2 separate regions of the Homo sapiens genome follow, and region 2 is linked to region 1. A link is a loop called in an ENCODE intact Hi-C map of the cell type or tissue named here. Cell type or tissue: sigmoid colon. All regions are shown on one strand. Each heading gives the region's core, and the rest is flanking DNA. Links, peaks and the distances in the headings are about the cores only.

Region 1 (5,135 bases), core at 677-4,676:
TTCTTCCTTTGGCATTTTCTTCACAAACTCCTAATTTTATAGTTGTGGCATATTTTGAAAGCATTTAAAAGCATTGGGATATAATATTTTTTTTCAATGAGTAAATCACGTATGACCTTACCATATGTGAGAAAGCACTAATTTTGCTTCTATTTTTAGATATATGTTCAGGGTTTATCACTGACTTGCTGAATGAAAACTTTACCTTTGAAGACAGAGCCAAAGACATGCAATAATATAAAATGAGAAGATTGTACTCTTGCCTCTGACTCAGGGGACTGTGGTTTGTCTCTAGGTTTAAGACCAGAGGAGGACTGTGTGAGTCTTAAACCTCCCCAGCCCCCCACACTTAGCAATCTTTCTATGTATGGAACTTCCCACTATATTTAAACACATAGTCTGCAAGTTTGAAGGAGACCATGTGCAGCTCTAGAAATCAAGAGTAAGATTTAAAAGCCTTTTCTATAACACTGTAAATCTAATTCTTCCTTACTCCTAATTCCACAGTTTATGTACATACAGAAAATTTCCTTTTACCTTTCCTTCCTTCCATCTTTCCTTCCCTCCTTTCTTCTGTCCTGCCTTCATTCTTTCCTTCCTCTCTTCTGATTGTCATGAAGTTCTTGTGCTAGAGATCACCACTGAACTTTCTAGGACCATTCTGACTACGCCCCAGCATCTAGGAAGGTAGTGATGGGATAAACAGGAGGCTGGACATTCTTTGCGTTCTCCCTTGATTGATGGGGGTTATTGGATTGCTCGCATGCTCTTTACTTATTTAACATCCAAAAAGTCAACCACTATTAAAAGATATGTTTAATTAGATGTCAGTGAAGTAAGCTGAATTCATGCAGCCATAAATTTAAATTGGCAACTCTAACCTTAGGTTTCTTAAATGGTTTAGACAACTATTTTGTTCAGGCGGTAATGTTAGTACATGTTCTGTCTTACATTACTACTTCAAGACGAAAATGAGTACGAAATTTATTTTTTCCAGCATAGCCATAAATTCGTGGGGTTTTTTTATTTAAAAGCTTATGGAAAAAAATAGTCTCAGCATCCTGATTTATGTCATCTCTTTCACTCTCTCTCTCTCTCTCTCTCTCTCTCTCTCTCTCTCTCAGTTAAAAACTGATTGTCTGTTGTCTGTTTTTCCAGTAGCAGCATATCCTTACGGCATTTTTCCAGCCATAATAACAGTTTACAAGATGCTTTATTCAGAAGAACATAAATGAAATACATTCAGTTCCATCTTCCTTCTTTTATGTGTGCTACTGGATTTCTGCATTCCAGTTGGAACCACAGTAGCAAATGTGCTGAAAAATCAGTTTAAAAATCATTTTTTTCTCAATTGCCATTAATTTAGAAAATTCTGCTGCTAATTTTGGAAAATTGTAATTTAAATATTCAAGAAACCTGTAAAAGTGTTTTCTATTATACCTTATCATACATTATCATACGTTTGATCTACTTCACATTTCATTGACTGAAAAGGAATGATCTGTTATTCTTTATGTTGGTATTGTCTATTTGAGATACTTACCCTTAGTAAAAATGTAGCAAGAATGGCTAATTTGTGGGACCCAGAGCTAAATAAAAATAGGAGCCTCTTATTCAAAAGTTATTAAGAATTTCAAGACAGTTATAACAGAGCATTAAACCAAGCACTAGAGCTGAGTGCAGAGTCTTGTGTAGCAGCTCAGGTCAGACGCCTGTGGAAAGTGGCCCTGATGGGAGCATATTTCAGCTCCTTCTAAATCCTACACTCTGTAACCACATTTCCTGCCACTAATCTATCTAGGGATGCGCAAACCTCAAAAGGTGGGGATTTTTTATTTCTATTTCCAGGTATCAAGTAGATATGGGTTTTCACAAATGACTTTGGCTAGAAAACAAAGTTGTTTTTTTTTTAATGTTTCTTGAGCTTTGGGATTTCAGCCAGGTTGGTAAAAATCTCAGTAAGATTTTTCTAAGATAGAAGAATCCCAGTGCCCCATGTGAACATATTGGTGATGGGGGTCTGGGAGGGTAAAGCTCTCAGAGTTGGGATTTGCTCAGTTGGACTGCTTCCCTTATCTTTAAGTTCCATTAATTGATTTTGGTGAAGTGCAAATTTTTTGCTGAAGAGAGATAAATAGGATCCACACAATAATAGCATCAACTTTAACCAACAAGCCATGCAGTCATTGATTTAGTTAGTCTGGTAGTCATCAGTCAGCATTTTATTCCCTATGGGCAGCGCCTCCATGAAGAAGGTGGTCCAGAAAAGCAAAGAAGGGAAGAGAGTCCACAAGGCAAATGCTGCCATCTAGAGAGGCAGAGAGGAGAACATGCTGACAGTGGTAATTTTCCAAATAAAATTAGAACAAAAATAAAAACCCTTGTCAGGCAGTGAGTGTGAAAATTTCCCAAGAAGAGATCATCCCTTTGAAGAAATCAGCATTTCATTAAAAGGTGCCATTTGGAATCCATCTAATTTGAGATGAAAGATTATTCTGCTAATAATTCCACATCAGGGAACCTACCAAGAGATTTTTTGTTGTTGTTTAAGCAGGGACTTTTAAAGGTGATTTTCCTAAGGCTGAGTAAAATAACTGCATGACAGCTAATTGTTTGACCTGTCTAAAAAAGAAATGAGTGTGTAACTGTGTTTCTGTTTTACCTTGTTTAAACAAACAAAAAATAGCACAAGGAAGTTGAATTATCTGAAGTATACTGGTCAGTTTACCTCTTTTTTCATGATACCGTGCAAAGACATCCTGCTTGCTCTCTAAGAGGCTTTAAACAAGTAGGAATTGCAAAAATCAAGCAGAGGCACAACACAAACAGACGGCTAAAAAATACCTGAAAAATCAAGGGGAAAGACAGGGATCTAGCTTGTCTCCACATATTACATGTGCAGAAATTTAAACAACTCAATAAACAGCACATACTGAGATGGTAATGCCCTAATTTTTTCAGTTAGAAATGCCCAAAACATTTATAGTGACTCTTACTGGGGAATACATTGCCTAGATTACTGGACAATTGAATTCCCACTTAGGAAATATCCTAAATCATTTTACAATCAAAGCAGTATGAATGGAAGTAAGCTGTATAGTGTTGGGGTGTTTTTTTGTTTTGTTTTGAGACAGAGTCTCGCTCTGCTGTCCAGGCTGGAGTGCAGTGACGCCATTTTGGCTCACTGCAACCTCTGCCTCCCGGGTTCAGGTGATTCTTCTGCCTCAGCCTCCTGAGTAGCTGGGATTACAGGCGCCCGCCACTACGCCTGGCTACTTTTTGTATTTTTAGTGAAAATGGGGTTTCACCATGTTGGCCAGGCTGGTCAAGAACTCCTGACTTCAAGTGATCTGCCTGCCTCGGCTTCCCAAAGTACTGGAATTACAGCACTTTGTGAGCCACCGCACCTGGCCAATTGAAGTAAACTATACAGTTGTTTTTTTTTGTTTTTTTGGGTTTTTCTGGCTATTCAGAATTTGTCTATGTGAAAAGTTTTGAAATTTAATATTGTACTGTAAATTTCAAATTTTTATGAGCTATATACTTATCGCAAATATATTTTGATAGTATGTGTAAATATATGTAAACACAAGTATATTATGCTTATGTTCATAATTTTAAATTATTTAAAAATGTACAAATTGAGATCTGCCATTTAAATTTGTTTAAATAGAAGGGCTAATGTCTCTGCTTATCTAGTAATAAGAATAGCTATAATTATTTGAGTAATATTATAAGCATTATTCATTAATTTAGCAAATACTTATTAAGCACCTACTATACCTCAGGCACTATTATATGTGCTGGAGATGCAGTAGCGAACAAATATAGATGCATAGCTCAGTGTAAGCCTCATAATATCCCATAAGCCGTAAATGCTTCCCAATTTAGGGCAATTTGCCCAAAATCTTACTGCTTACTAGTGAGGGAGCAGATTTTGAATACAGTTTCTGCTTATTTATAAATCATATTTTTTATGCCACATTGTGTTGCCTCCCATATAGTAACGCCCTTTCTGCTCTGATGGAAGTTTTAAGAAATAAGTTTTTATTTTCAATGATTTGTGAAGCTGTAACAGGTGAATATCAGTATGGAACTTGGAAAGTTTATTATAGTTTGTTGAAAACACTTAAATTCTTCATAGGCAACATCACCAGTCATTACGAATTGCAAATCAAAACCACAATGAGGCTGGGCACAGTGGCTCACATCTGTAATCCCAGCACTTTGGGGGGCTGAGGCAGGTGGATCACTTGAGGTCAGGAGTTTGAGCCCAGCCTGACCAACATGGTGACCCTGTCTCTACTAAAAACACACAAAAAAAGTAGCTGGGCATGGTGACAGGCATCTGTAATCCCAGCTACTCAGGAGGCTGAAGCAGGAGAATTGCTTGAACATGAAAGCGGAAGTTGCAGTGAGCCAAGATCATGCCACTGCACTCCAGCCTGGGAAAAAGCATGAGACTGTCTCAAAAACAAAAACAAAAAAAAAACACACACACACACAATGAGAAACCACTTCACACCCAAAATCAAAAGTGTTGGTGAGGAAGTGGAGAAATTGGAACCCTCGTGCATTACTGGTGAATTGCGGAATTTAAAATAGTGAAGCTGCTGTGGAAAACAGTTTAGTGATTCTTCAAAAAGTCAAATATAGAATTACCAAAAAAAAAGAAAAAAAAAAGATTTAGCAATTCCACTCCTAGGAATATACCCAAAAGAACTGAAAGCAAGGACTCATACAGAAACTTTTACACCAATGTTCATAGCAGCATGATTCACAATAGCCTAAGGTGAAAACAAACCAAATGTCCATCAACAGATGTGTGCATAAACTAAGTGTGGCATAAACATACAATAAAATATTATCAGCCTTAAAAAAATGAAATCTGACACATGCTATGATACAGATGAACCTTAGAAACATTATGCAAGTGAAATAAGCACACACAAAAGGGCAAATATTGTGATTCTACTTAATGAGGTACCGAGAATAAATAAACTCATAGACACAGAAAGTAGGATAAAGGTTACTGAGGTCTGTGGGAAAGAAAGTGAGGGTCATTGTTTAATGGGTACAGAGTTTCTTTTTGAGGTAACCACTAAGTTTTAGAAATAGAGGTGATGGTAACAACC
Region 2 (5,135 bases), core at 540-4,539, 90 kb before region 1:
CCTCTTATTCTGCATCCTTCTGTCCTCTTCCATACGCTCTTGAATTATTTCTTAGGATTACTGCTTTAGGTAAAAAAGTGAAGCAAAACTCATGAAGAAGAGAATGAACAGGTAAATCAAATTTTATAAGAAAAATACCAACAACAAAATGCAACAAAATAAGAAAAAAATTGTTTTTACCACAAAGGACTGGTCACTCCAGTCCTGATAGGAGTTTTGATGTGGCATGAAGAGCTTCACTAGAAATACACGATCTATGTCCTAAAAGTTTGAATAAAACTATAGCAAATTAATCAATGTGGAGAATTTGTCTAAAAAAACTCAAACCCAGTGTTTGGGTTTTTTTTTTTCTATCAGTGTATCATACTATTGATAGAAAACAATAGTCTTTGTTTCTAGATATTTTATGGGCAATGTTGGAAATTATGGATATCATAAGAAACCTCATTAGAAGAATTCAAAATAAAATTCTGTGAAGAGTGATGAAGCTGGACATATTTTCATACATTCGTTAGCCATCTGGATTTGCCCGTCAACTAACAACAAAATAACATTTTTGCCCATTTTAGTATAGTTACGAATTTGTTAATTTTCAAGTTGAAGAGCTTTTGAAAATCTAGACATTAAATCTTTATCCATCATGAATTCAGAAGTTATTTTTCATTTTATAGAACATCTTTTGAGGTTATATTTTTCCATAAATTCAAAGAAGTATGAATGCAAATTTTTTTCATTAATTTCAGATTACCTGTTTTAAGTCTTTAAAGCACCTGGATAAGATAAATATTCACTTTGTTTCTTGTTTAATTTTTACATAAATACTTTAATCCATTAGGAATTTATTTTTGTGTATAATATCACATAGGTCCTCCATTTTATTTTCTTCCACATGGAGAACCAGTTGTATAGGTACTATTAAATACACCATAATTAAACTGATTGAATAAACCACTGAATTCAAAAAATACATTTATTATAAGTTTTTATATATAAGATATCAAATTTTTGTTCATCTGATTTTATTCCAATACTATACTAGAACAATCATACTAGCTTTGTTATATTTTAATTCCTTTAAAATAAGTTCCCTATCAATTTTTAAATAACTTTTAGCTAATTTCATATATCTAATCCTATCTGTAAATTCGATATTATTTTGGCCAATTCCAAACAAAATAACCATCCTGATTCTAATTCAATTGCATTTATGTCTATGTTAATTATGGAGGTAATTATGATATTGTTTTCTACTCAATAGAAATTTTGTTCTTTCATTTATTCAGTTCTCATTTTATTAGTTTAAAATATATTATATGTCTATTCACAATTTTCTGGTTAATTTCATTAGCCTTTTAAAAATCCTGTCAATAATATGCATAGCTCCATCTTTGGAGCAGAGAGTAGACCCTCTCTAGATACCAAATGTGCTGATATCTTGATCTTAAACTTCCCAGCCTCCAAAACTGTAAGCAGTAAATTTCTGTTGTTTATGAATTACCCAGTCTAGGGTGTTTTGTTACAGAAGCTCAAACGGACTAATAGAGGTCTCATAACATTTCTTTAAGTAAATATGTAGCCCCAGAGCCTTCATTTTAATCTGAGAGAGTTAGCTCCTTATGGTTTACTTTCCAGTTTCCCTCCAGCAATGTTTTTCACTTCTCGTTAGTACAAGGAAAAGATCAAGATCATTCAAAGATAACCCAACCTGGAAAAAAATGTAAATCAAAGAACAGAAGATTATTACTCACAACTTCTTTATACTATAAAGTACATAGTAAAAATATGAAATAAGTCAAATAGGTTCTCAGATTTGAGATATTAAAACACTGAATAGGCTGGAGAGAGATATTTAATATTGAAAAAAAAAACAAACTGAAGACAAAAGTTTGTTGTAGAATTAATAAGAAATAACCAAAATAGATGTTGCTCAAAAGTTAATGGGCATAAATAAAAGGTTTAAGATGTTCAACATAAATGCAGATGGGGAAGACCAAAATCTTAAAGAAACTAAAGAGAAGAAAATATACATAAAAGATAGATCAAAATGAGATGGAATGAGATGGAATAGAAATCCCAACAAATACATCATATCTCTGTAATGTTCTTTGCACAAAGTTACTTGAAATAAAAAACTGAATTTGCAATTAAAGAGCATATTGAAAAAACTGAAGCAGAATGTTCAGTCCTAGGTTAGCCATAAAACTTCAAGGATAAAGGATTACTCAGGCATCTAGATAAAGCAGTTCACCTACATGGATGGAAAAATCAAGCACATCTCAGGCTACTCCACAGAACTAGGCAGTGCCAGAAAACAGTTGCACAATGTTGACAAATGTGATGCAAGAATATAATGCCCAGCCAAGAAGTTATCCAAGTAAAAAGGCAACAGACAGATATTTTTAAACATGAAAAAAACTCAGGAAATGCAGCAGCCATAAATCAATGGCTAAAACTTCAAAGGACTCAATGGCAAAACCTAATCATTTAAGAAAGGAAGCTCAAGAGTGATTAATCATCACTGAATGTATCTACTGAAATTTACAATTTAAAAACAAATTTTTAACTCTAATTCCTGGTCTTTTTTAATGCTGCATTCAAATCTTCATAGATTCTCTTATTTTTTTTCTGTTGTTGCTGTCAAAATTATCTATCTCTACCTGTTTTCTGGCACTGCATGTTGTTACCACAGAGAAAATAAGGCCTTCCTGGTTTTCTTCTAAAGATTTTTCTTATTCTTTCTCTGCATGCTGAGCACCCATAAAGTGCACTTCTAGGTGAATTGCGTTTTCTGTTTGGAATCTTACAGTAAAGTTTAAATGGCTGTGGTTAGACAGAGCAGATCTGAGTCACTATCAAGTTTCCTTCATCTTTTATATAGCACAGAAGGAATCCAAAAGTTTCTATCTCCCCTTCACTGCAGAATCACCTGACATAGCCTTCTCTAAGAGCTGTCTGTTCATGAGAATGTCCACCAGGGAAGCTAAGAATAAGCTGCTACAGTACTTTAGGGCACAATAAATATATTATTAATGGGACTTGTTGCTGTCTTGACCTCCATTAGCCAGAAGTTTGATGATTTGCATGCCATCAGTTTTATGCTAAAACACCAAGAAGGAAGAAAAAAAAAAAAACTGAAGACAATTAGCCCCCTCCCAGTCCCTGGATAAGAAGAATATCAGCTAATTAGTGCATATTCTCTACTCTTCATTCATAGGCAGTAGTGTCTCCCAGGTCCTAGCAGGACCTTCCATGAGTACAGGGACAAGCCTTCCACAAGCATTTCAAAGATCACATAGGCAATGCTCTGCTTAAAATCATCAGTGTTCTGGTGCTCTCTCAAGCCTTTGTGCTACCTCAAGTCACCACGTGCAGCTTACAGGGAGATAAAGCCCTGTGCATACCCTCACCTTCCAGATTTTGGCATAGCACTAAGTTTTGCAATCATTCCCAAGCCTTAGCCACCTTCTGCCGCACTCAGCCGAAATAATTTGACTGTGGTTATGAGGGGAAGAAGTCAGAGATGTGTATTTTGTTAGTGTGGCAGTCATGAAAATGCACCACTCAGATCTCCTGCAGTGTGGAACGCAGTGGATGGAGAGCCTCCACTGCTGTGTCTGCCCCTGGATCCACCCGCTGTGTTTCCATGGAGGCCACACTTCCTACAGGCTACTTCTAGCAAATGACTAAGAATAGTGGAGGCACAAAAGTGGACTTTCCGGTGAAATTCAGGACTCTTTCAACGGGCATCTTTGGCTTAAGGACTCCTGATTGGCCTGGCCAGTCTGAGATTTCTCCTTCTCTCTCTTTTATCACAGATATCAGACCTGCATCTTCCCTTGGGGCAGGCAGTTAGAAGGATGAGGATGAAACCCTGTAAAACTGGTTACTTATAAACAACATTAACATTGACAACAAAGTTTACCAAAAAGACTACTGTATTGTCAACTGAAAGAAATTCTTTAACTTTAAGATACCAAACTTGGCCAAGTTATATTTTTCTCTATTATTTTATTCTGTAAGTTGGGATATTTTACAGGTGCGCAGGACAAAACACATGAACTTTTGCCTGTGGCTAAATGTGAAATAAGACTAATATTTAATAAAAATGAGGTAGAATTTTGAGTGTTTTATGCATATTAATTTATTTAACCTTTATAAAAACTTTATGAAATATTAAAATTATGGTTTCCATTCTGCATATGAAGAAAATGAGGCAGAGAAAGATAAAGTGATGTTTCAAGGCCACATGACAAGGAAGAAGCAGAGTTAGGATTCCACCCTAGAAACTCTGGCTCCTCAGATGGTAAGTTTTGCCATTGTGCCCTACTGTCTCTTCATATACTTTATGAATTGAAGAGGCCTCCTTTTTATATATTCGTGATATGCTCTGTGCTGTAGTTTTCCTTTAGAAACACCAGAACCCCCAAAACATGTACAGGTATTCTATCACTCAATAATTATTCAGCACCTAACATATGCCCAACATTCAGTCACTAGACATATAATGGTGTATTAGTCCATTTTCACACTGCTGATAAAGACATACCTCAGACTGGGAAATTTACAAAAGAAAGGGGTTTCACTGGACTCACAATCATGATGGAAGGCAAGGAGGAGCAAGTCATGTCTTACGTGGATGGCAGCAGGCAAACAGAGAACTTGTGCAGAGAAACGCCCATTTTTAAAACTGTAAGATCTCGTGAGACCCATTCACTATCATGAGAACAGCACGGGAAAGACACACCCCCATGATTCAATCATCTCCCACCAGGTCCCTCCCACAACATGTGGGAATTATGGGAGCTACAAGATGAGATTTGGGTGGGGATATAGAGCCAAACCATATCAAATGGTAAAAAAGGCAGGCAAGTTCTTTATTCTCAGTGGAGTTGTTAGTCCAGTGTCAAACCAGATGCATTATATAAATACAGGTTTCAAACAAGGCTATAAAGAAGGATATAGAGTAGTGTCAGGGAGAGTGACTAGGCAAAAAACTTCTCTCATCAGATGGCATTTCAGCTAAAGGATGAAAAAGGACTATCCATGCAGTTAGCCCAGGAAAGGGCATTATGAGAGAAAAGGATGTTAAGCATGTGAGTGACTATATGTGCTCTGGAAGTGAGATGATGTTGGTA

The links. A loop is a pair of places that touch in the nucleus more often than their neighbours do. Peaks named below come from ENCODE experiments on the same cell type or tissue, not always from the same donor. Only the 100,000 strongest peaks of a DNase experiment are listed, where the experiment ranks them.
Region 2: a loop joins it to region 1, with 2.7 times the contacts of the local background. A loop is called at or near these places in 1 of 110 quality-filtered maps.

Annotation. Positions count from the first base shown.
Region 1 is chr4:111,776,464-111,781,598 of GRCh38, forward strand. No RefSeq gene overlaps it. Among named protein-coding and RNA genes, the nearest start is that of LINC02945, 330 kb to the right of the region's middle. In sigmoid colon, for the core only: a CTCF peak has its summit at 2,298; no DNase peak of the experiment used is centred there.
Region 2 is chr4:111,687,067-111,692,201 of GRCh38, forward strand. No RefSeq gene overlaps it. Among named protein-coding and RNA genes, the nearest start is that of LINC02945, 420 kb to the right of the region's middle. In sigmoid colon, for the core only: no CTCF peak of the experiment used is centred there; a DNase peak (open chromatin) is centred at 2,315.